2 separate regions of the Homo sapiens genome follow, and region 2 is linked to region 1. A link is a loop called in an ENCODE intact Hi-C map of the cell type or tissue named here. Cell type or tissue: psoas muscle. All regions are shown on one strand. Links, peaks and the distances in the headings refer to the core of each region. The heading gives the core; the rest is flanking DNA.

What was found. A loop is a pair of places that touch in the nucleus more often than their neighbours do. Peaks named below come from ENCODE experiments on the same cell type or tissue, not always from the same donor. Only the 100,000 strongest peaks of a DNase experiment are listed, where the experiment ranks them.
Region 2: it touches region 1 in a loop (7-fold over the local background); 7 of 110 quality-filtered maps call a loop at or near these places.

What each region holds. Positions count from the first base shown.
Region 1 is chr11:1,296,606-1,300,982 of GRCh38, forward strand. The region is part of intron 1 of TOLLIP (toll interacting protein); the gene reads right to left. Among named protein-coding and RNA genes, the nearest start is that of TOLLIP, 11 kb to the right of the region's middle. RefSeq lists enhancers at 1,812-2,543, 2,544-3,275. In psoas muscle, for the core only: no CTCF peak of the experiment used is centred there; DNase peaks (open chromatin) are centred at 1,376, 1,716, 2,706 and 4,139; H3K4me3 peaks cover 2,322 bases; H3K27ac peaks cover 3,854 bases.
Region 2 is chr11:1,529,925-1,534,301 of GRCh38, forward strand. No RefSeq gene overlaps it. Among named protein-coding and RNA genes, the nearest start is that of DUSP8, 40 kb to the right of the region's middle. RefSeq lists an enhancer at 2,096-2,596. In psoas muscle, for the core only: no CTCF peak of the experiment used is centred there; a DNase peak (open chromatin) is centred at 2,367; H3K4me3 peaks cover 1,589 bases; H3K27ac peaks cover 3,813 bases.

The DNA of each region.
Region 1 (4,377 bases), core at 259-4,258:
GGGTGGAGGCCTGGTTGCTGGTGGAGGCCTGGTTGCTGGAGGAGTGGGATGGAGGCCTGGTTGCTGGTGGAGTGGGGTGGAGGCCTGGTTGCTGGTGGAGTGGGGTGGAGGCCTGGTTGCTGGAGGAGTGGGGTGGAGGCCTGGTTGCTGGTGGAGTGGGGTGGAGGCCTGGTTGCTGGTGGAGTGGGGTGGAGGCCTGGTTGATGGAGGAGTGGGGTGGAGGCCTGGTTGCTGGTGGAGTGGGGTGGAGGCCTGGTTGCTGGTGGAGTGGGGTGGAGGCCTGGTTGCTGGTGGAGTGGGGTGGAGGCCTGGTTGCTGGTGGAGTGGGGTGGAGGCCTGGTTGCTGGTGGAGTGGGGTGGAGGCCTGGTTGCTGGTGGAGTGGGGTGGAGGCCTGGTTGCTGGTGGAGTGGGGTGGAGGCCTGGTTGCTGGTGGAGTGGGGTGGAGACCCAGCCGTCTGCAGGGGCCCCGGTCAGCGCCAGTGCCCTGGGCAGTTGTTTTCAGGAAATACCGAGTGGAACCTGGAACCCTCGGTGTGTCGGACGTGAGCTTAGGCAAAGTGCACGTGCTGAGGCCGCCAGAACGCCTCTGCCATGCACACCAGAAACCCGTACCTGCCTGTGCCATGGACTCCCAATGACACGGTGCCAGGCAGGGCTCCAGGAGGTTCTGAGTTAAGCCCTGCACCTGCTGTGCTCTGGGCGCCTGGCACTTCAAAGGACCCCGAGAGGGTCTAGCTCCTCACCTGTGTCCCCATCTAAGGCCTGGAGCGCACAAGCCAGTCAGCGCTCCACAACCAATGTGAGTAAACAGAAGGGACCCGGACGATCCAGGCACCGCTTCGAGCAGTTACGGACTCAGGACCCCCAAGTTCGGGAAGCTCTCTGCAGGCTGCACCCCAACCTGAGCAGCCAGCATGGCGTGTGCTCAACCGCTCTTCTCTAAAAAGCAAAACACACTTTGTGCGTTTCCCCACACTTTACCCCGTTTTTGACTGGGACACGTCACGAGTGACCTTTGCCCTGTGAGAGAAGCCGTACTGCGAGAACAAGCAGAGCACCCCGGCTTCACCTCCGGAGGGTGTGGCATAGGCCAGGGCCCGGAGGGACCCCCTGCCCTTACGGACAATCGAGGAGGGTGCAGAGGTGCCTGAGCGGAGTGGGCCCATGCCAGGAGTCCCAGGCCAGCCTCCCCCAGGCAGCCTCTCTCGAGGCGCTGTACAGCTCAACAGCAAGCTCTGGCTCAGGAGGGCGCTGAGAGGCCCCATGGCACGAGATGCTAAGCACCTGTTCCTGTTGGCACACAGGAAACACTGGGGTACAGAAGGCCAGGGCCCTTCGCCTGCCTCCCAGAAGGATTCACAGCCCAGAGCTCTCTCCCCGGGGGACACCTGGCCACACAGGACGTGCTTCCCTGCCAACCCCACAGGGCCCTGGCACAGCCCATGCCAGCAGGCTCTATGACTAGCTCTGTCTGCTCACCAGGAACGGGTTATCTTGCAGAAACAGACTCGTGCTAACCAAGTTCTCAGGACTAACATACACAGGCCAAATTCCTGTTTATTTGTGACAACTGCTTCCTGTGTGCCACATGCACAGCTCTGAGGACATGGCAGGAAAAGCACCGTATCTCCTGGGCACACATGGCAGACAGACAGGCGGCTCGTGCCCTCCTGGGCACACGTAGGGGACAGACAGGTGGCTCATGCCCTCCTGGCCACACGTGGGGGACAGACAGGCGACTCATGTCCCGGAGACAGCAGCATGGAGAAGCCAGTCGGGGGAGGGTGTGGGTGGTCACAGGGACGTGTGGGCGTGGGGTCCAGAGGCCTCTGAGGGAGCACTGTGGGTCCCTCGCTGCTCTGGATCCTGGTTGTCCCGGTATTTGAAGGCGTCCAGCGCTCCATCTCCTTGCTCTGCACTCTTTAGGTGTCCGTTAAAGACAGTGGGACTGCTCATTACTGGGAGAAAATAAAATTATATCCAAAGGCCTAATGATCAAGTGTCATTTTTCAACAAGGATTTAACCATAAAATGGCAAATAGGAAAAGAGGGTTTTTAAACATAAACCGTGTGGATAGAACACGAAAAGGGGAGAAGCAGCTCCCTGCGGATGGAGCTCATCAGCCCCACGCAGCCCGGGGACCGCAGCCAGCGCCATGTGGCGGGGCAGGTGCGCGTCCAGCTCCCCGAGATGACACACGCCTCACATCTGGGTTTTCTTCCCAAAAACCCACACCCCAATTAAGAGACATCTGACAAAATCCCTGACCAGTCAGTCGTCCTCAAACCGTCAAGGTCCCAAAAACACAAGGAAAGCCTGAGAGACGGTCCCAGATTGGAGATGGCAGACATGATGGCTAAACGCAAGGCAGGGTGCTGGGACAGCAGGGGACAGTCATCGAAAAACCAGGACAGCCAAATAAAACCTGGAGCCAACAGTCATGCCCCCAGCTCAGCGCCACAGCTGTGAGAGCTGTTCCCGGGGAGGGGAGCGTCGGCCAGGGGACATGGGTGAGACACACAGGACCTCTTCGTGCCAGCTTTTCAATTCGTCATAAGACTGAACACTACAAAATTCAAGGTTTTTCAGAAAAATATTCCATTTAACCTGAAGACAGGAAGAGCAAGAGAGGAGACGGAGACCAGGCTTCAGTCCTCCCCGTACAAATACTGGTTACGCAACCTGCTGCCCCGCCTACCAGGGAGAGGCGGCTTGCCTGCTGCTGCAATGCCCTCGTTTCTCAACTTAGAGCAAAGCCCTTCAAACGAGGAGGGAGTGCTACCAGTTCATGCTTCACGAGTCACAGGGGAGAGAGTCCAGGTGCTGAAGTAAACCCTATCGTTTCAGTGACGACACTCGGTCCTTCAGTAAATGTCTATTTTGAATTTATTTTTTAAATTCAGTGCTAATCCTAAAATTTATTTTTGCCATATGATGATGGAGGAACTATTTCAATGGTCACATAAAAATATATGCTTTACCCTGGTTCAAAGGCTTGGAAATATGAAAACAAAAATGATTACTCCCGATACATAATGGATATTTTTCTAGAATTTTGCTTCCATGTACAAGATGCACATACTGAGTTCAACACTAACAAGTCTAAATGCCCGTGTGAAGGCCAACAATTCCACTTCAGGAGCCAGTCCCCTGTCAATGCTCACTCGGGCACGTGAGCACAGGATGCCTGAGGCTGCGTCACCTGTGCCGTCAAAACGCCCCGTCCACCAGCCAGGCACATCCACCCAGCGCATCGCCACGCGGCCTCACCAGGAGCCGGCGGTCCCTGCCGCGAACACATGGAGACTCGGGGGACGGAGGCGGAGGCGGAGGTGCGGCACGACCTGCTGCAGGGAGCCATAAGGAGGCCTCTGTCGACACCAACTCTGGAGGAGCATTCAGGAATGGAACTCGAGGGAAACAGGCAGGGAAGATTCTATTTCAATTTATTTATACTTTTATATCCTGCTAGTTATTTTTAGAAACTTTTTAAAAACATTCGTGAATTACTTTTAAAATAAAAAGGACAGGGTAGGGCTCTCATCCCACAGAGCTCACAGCATTTTATCTTCTCTGAAAATAAAAGCTACTTTTATAAATATTAGTCTGTTTTAAATATAGTTTTAAAATGTAACTTCAAATTTCTTGGAATTGCTGATTCTCCTCCCCCATGTGCCGCTCTCAGAGGATCACGACGCAAGCCTGTGACTGACGACCATTCCTCCCTCACTGACGCCAGAGCTCTAAACCACTGCAGCGTACCTTTCCACACGAAAGAAAAGAGGTCTCCAACATTCACTTCTATTTAAAACAATTTCTCTTCAAGTCTAAGTTTTAGTTTTGGCACAGAAATAAAGTCTTAATTCTTCTTTTTTGTCATGCAATGTGTGTAGTCAATCCAAAGCTAATTTTTCTTTTTAAGCACACAAATTAAACACCCACTGTGAATATTCCTGTTGGTGACACGTCTCCAACGGAGAGAGCCGCTGCTTCCTTGGGCCACACTTTCTGCCCGACACCTGTTAGGAATACGTTTCCGACTGAGAGTGCCGCTGCTTCCTTGGGCCACACTTTCTGCCTTGACAGAGCCCCGGAAGAGCCCAGCTCAGCCCAGGACGTGGAGTCCTGAACACATGCAGTCCTGGCCTCACGCCTGCCAGGAGACATCACCCCAAGGAGCCGCACCACAGTCGCCCCTGAAGCACGGCTGGCCACACGCAGGCGGCAGGAGACCAGGGTTTCCTGGCCACTTCCATGACTGGCCCCCTGCGGAGCCTTTTTAAACCTTCTCACCGTTCCCACCCCATGACGCTGCGAGGCTGTGGAGGTGCTGTTTGTGTCTGTGTGCCACGCATGCACCTGCACTTGGCATGTA
Region 2 (4,377 bases), core at 124-4,123, 230 kb after region 1:
ATTGTCTTCCAGCCATTTTCATGATGGCTCTCCTGGGATGAAGGCCGTCCCGGCAGAGGCAAAGAGAGGCCACGTGGGGAGTCCTAGAGCCCAAAGTGTGGTCTGGGACCATGAGGTTAGCACTGTCTTTACAGTACCACAAAGGTGCCATGTGCCAAAGCCTTGTGGAAGCCACCTGGCCTGTAAAATTACAGCAGGATAAACACAGAACCTGACAGATCCAGCTCTCGAGATTTGCAAAAAGTAAAGCCACTCTATTTATTTGACTCTAGAAGATAATAGGTTTTTTTTTTAATTTTAAAAATATTACTTATGTTAAGATATACTGGGTTTTTAATTATTTCTAAATGAATTAAAGTTGTTTTACATTCTCAATTTTAATTTCTGAAAGATGAATATTCATAGCTCCATCATGTAAACTCAATAAGGACTTTTTTTTTAATTTTAGAGGCAGGGTCTCACTATCACTGAGACTGGAGTGCAGCGGTGCAGAGCTCACCGCAGCCTCAGCCTCTTGGGTTCAAGCAATCCTCCCGCCTCAGCCTCCCAAACAACTGGAACTAGAGGCATACACCATCACATCTGGCTAATTCTTTTTACTTTTTTGTACAGATGGGGTTTCCCTATGTTGCTCAGGCTGGTCCTGAACTCCCAGTCTCAAGTGATCCTCCCACCTTGGCCTCCCAAAGTGCTGGGATTACAGGCAGAAGCCACCATGCCCAGCCTCAACAAGGACTTTAAGGGGTCCTGAGAGCAAGAAGTCCAAAAACTCTGCTCTAGGGTGAGGATATAAAACTCTGCCTGGAGAGATCCATGTGGGGGAAACTGTGGCACCCCAGCAGACACCCATGACAGCAAGGCCCCTGAGGGCTGCCAGCCCAGCCACCACGGGTGGCAGTGCAGGAATAACCTGTGGGGCCAGAGCCCCACCCACCAGCCCACAGATGCGGGAAAGGTGATGAGGCCTCATGTTAGGCCCAGAAGTTTCAGGGTTGGTCACTCAGAAACAGGTGAGCAGGAACCACCCACGGCCAAGCCGGAGGCTGCTGAGCCATGCCCAAGATCAGAGACGCACGCGTCTGGAGCAGCGCCTGACACCTGACCCTGGTGGCTGACCATGCGGCCTGCCTGGCAGTCCTGGGCATGGGATGCACACCCGCACCCTGGCCCACCCAGGGGCAGAAGAGGGGACCACGAAGTTGTGTGTTTTCTGCTGAGAGCATCCACCAGAGCAGAGCTGCTCAGGAGGGCACACGGTGCTGCAGGCTGAGCATGTCACACGCAGAGCCAAGGCCGCCTGCTGGGAAGCCCACCGCTGGCAGGGAGCACAGCCTACGCACAGAATGATGCTCTCATGGTAATACTCCCCACGGAACCCTGCAGGGGTTCATTTTATTCTATATTGTCATCTTTTTTAACATTAAAAACTTGGCTACCGGTGACACTGATTATTTCTTTTAACCCACAATATTCATAAGATGGTTGCCAAATTGTAAGAGCAATCTGACCTGCCACCGAAGCCTCCTGAGCGCAGCCTGAGGTCTCCTTGCTGTTCCTCCTGTCCTCAGACTGTCCCCCATGCCCACATGAGCTCAAGGGCTTTGCTGGCACAGCTCTTCAGCTCAGAGGTTATCCAGGTGATACACAGCCAGGCTCACCAGTTCCTGCTCACAGAGGCTTCCCTCCCTGCCCCTTCGTCTATTCAACTGATACGGGAGCTGAGTCACATGCGCTCCTGCTGGCTAAATTTGACACAGCCCATTCATCAAAATATTATTAAAGACGACAATCGACTGAAAAATATTAAATAAAAACCCACGTGTCCCTGGAACCATGAGGGGGAGGAGGCAAAGGCAGCCCTTCTGAGACAAAGCACCAGGGAGCCAGGGCTCCCTCCATAGGCCTGCATGGCGAGTCCCCTCCCTCACCTCCGCAGGTCTCAGCTCAACAGCACCTTCTCAAAGAGGCCTTCTAGAGCTCCTATTCAAACAGCTCTCCCACGCACCCCCTCCAGGCACCCCATCCCACACCTCCTTACTCCCGTCCCCCTCGGCAGTGGGGAAGCTGCCCAGGGGTGGCTCCTGTTGCCTCTGTTCACGCGTGTCCGGAGCACTCAGAGCAGGCTGCGCGCATGCAGGCCTCCAACAGGAACCTGACTCAACCCAGATTCTCAGGCCCACACTCTTGTATTTCATGACACCACTGCTATGACAAATGGTCCTGTCACATGTGGCACAAAGAACAGGGCACGCAGCAGAAGGGCAGATGTGCCGGGAGGAGGAACCCAGAGCGGCCGCCCATGTAGAGGGCTGGCCGCAGGCTGTGGGGAGAGGCCAGGGCTGTGCAAGACAAACTCAACACAGACAAGCCATGCTCACGCCAGCAGCTTTCAACCCACGCCGGAGCTAATTTTATGCTCCTGGGCTCACGCCCAGGCCTGGCCCCAGGCTCAGGCATCTGGCTCCTCAGGGCCACCTGGCACCATCAGGCCTTTCCATGGGCTGAGGACAAGTCCCAGCAAAGCAGGAGTTAGGAGCTTCCGTAGACGGTGCAGGCCAAACCCCGAGACAACAGCCCCACCTGGGCTCCTGAGATTGCATTGCTGTGGGGATAGGGTCTGCCAGCCCACAGCCTGCACAGCCACCATGTCTGGAGGGGAAAAGGCGCTGCTGAAAGGGTGCTTGGAAGAAAAGTCTCCCAACCCGCAAAGGTCACGGGCAAAAGGGAAACAGCATGGTGCCTCCATGCTTTCCAACCCTCCAGCTTGCCTGCTTTCTGCAGGGAAAAGCTGCATACCTTTGTGGGAGCTCTTTGCCTCCCCGCCCACCACAGCGAAATGCTCGATGACACAGACCAAAATCACCACCACGCAGGGCGAAAAACAGGAGCTGCGGCACTTAACTCACTCACATTAACTAACTCACGTTAGCCCCGGGACATCCGCAAACAACTGCAGGGATGAATGAACAGACATTCCAGCCCAGGGAGCCGTGTGCGCTGGCAAAGGAGACCTTCAAAGAGAAGGGAGCCAGGGACAGCAACGCGACTGTGGCCACAGTCCACAGGCCAAGCAGTGCCACAGATCACACGTGGCCTGGAAGCCCTGCCCACCATCTCCTTCTTTTCTCTTTAAGCTTCCACATTTTGTTTGTTCCAATTGTTTCTACTTCCACTGAACACCAATGGGTGTGCCCCAGCCAGGAGAAATCCTGTGCAGAAAAAAACAAACATGGTGAAGGCAAAGAATGGGAGGCTCTTCTGGCCAAAGACAGACGGGAACAGCACACGCCCTTCCCTTCCAGACAGGTCTAGCACTGGCAGGAGGCTGCACAAGCAGTAATCACCACGGAGAAACAAAGGCCACGGCCCTGTGGCTCCCAACCAGCACTAAGTGGCCCTAACAAAAGTTGCAGTGGGCCCTGGTGTTTCTAACCCAGACCGCTGTGTGGACAAAGGAGAAACACTGGGGTGACAGGGGCATGGCACAGGGGTCCTCCCTCACAGTGGCCTCAACACCCCTCCTCCCGTACCGGATGACCGCAGCAGAGACCACAGCTTCCTCTGGAGAGGGGGTCTGGTGGTACACCAAGCCCCTGCTCGATCTGACAGCAGCACTTGGCAGGCAGACCCCTAGGGTGGCTGGCTTTCCCAGGGCTGGGAAGAGGCCCTCATGAGCCAGGACACAAGGGTGGCACTTGGTGGTGGCAAAGGTGGGGGCTGCGCTGTCTCAGATACACTCGTGATGAGAAACGCAGCCCTGCTGTCTACCAGCCCCCGACCAGGGGAGGCCGTCTGCAGCTCCCCTGGTGGGCTCACCCCCAGCTTCAAGGACACTTGTGCAAGGGTTCCTAGTAGTCAGTCCGAGCAGGAGAAATGGGAGGGGTGTCGCTAGGGGTTTACGGGGAGGCTCATTCTAAAAAGGGCTCCATGTATCCACGACCACTGCTTTTTTTTTTTTTTGAGATGGAGCCTCACTCTGTCACCCAGACTGGAGTGCAGTGGCGCCATCCCCACTTACTGCAACCTCCACGTCCCGGGTTCAAGTGACTTTCCTGCCTCAGCCTTCCGAGCAGCTGGGATTACAGGCACACGCCACCACGACCGGCTAATTTTTTGTATTTTTAGTAGAGACGGGGTTTCACCGTGTTAGCCAGGATGGTCTCAACCTCCTGACCTCGTGATCCGCCCGCCTCGGCCTCCCAAACTGCTGAGACTACAGGCGTGAGCCACTGCACCTGGCCGACCACTGCTCTTTTTAAGGTTAATTTGGAAACGGGAGGGATGATGGAAAACTTTTTTTTAAAGAAGAGGACTCTGAATGCAACACCACCCTAGGCAAACACCTCTGAAACCCAGGCCTAAGAGTGCCCTGGTGGA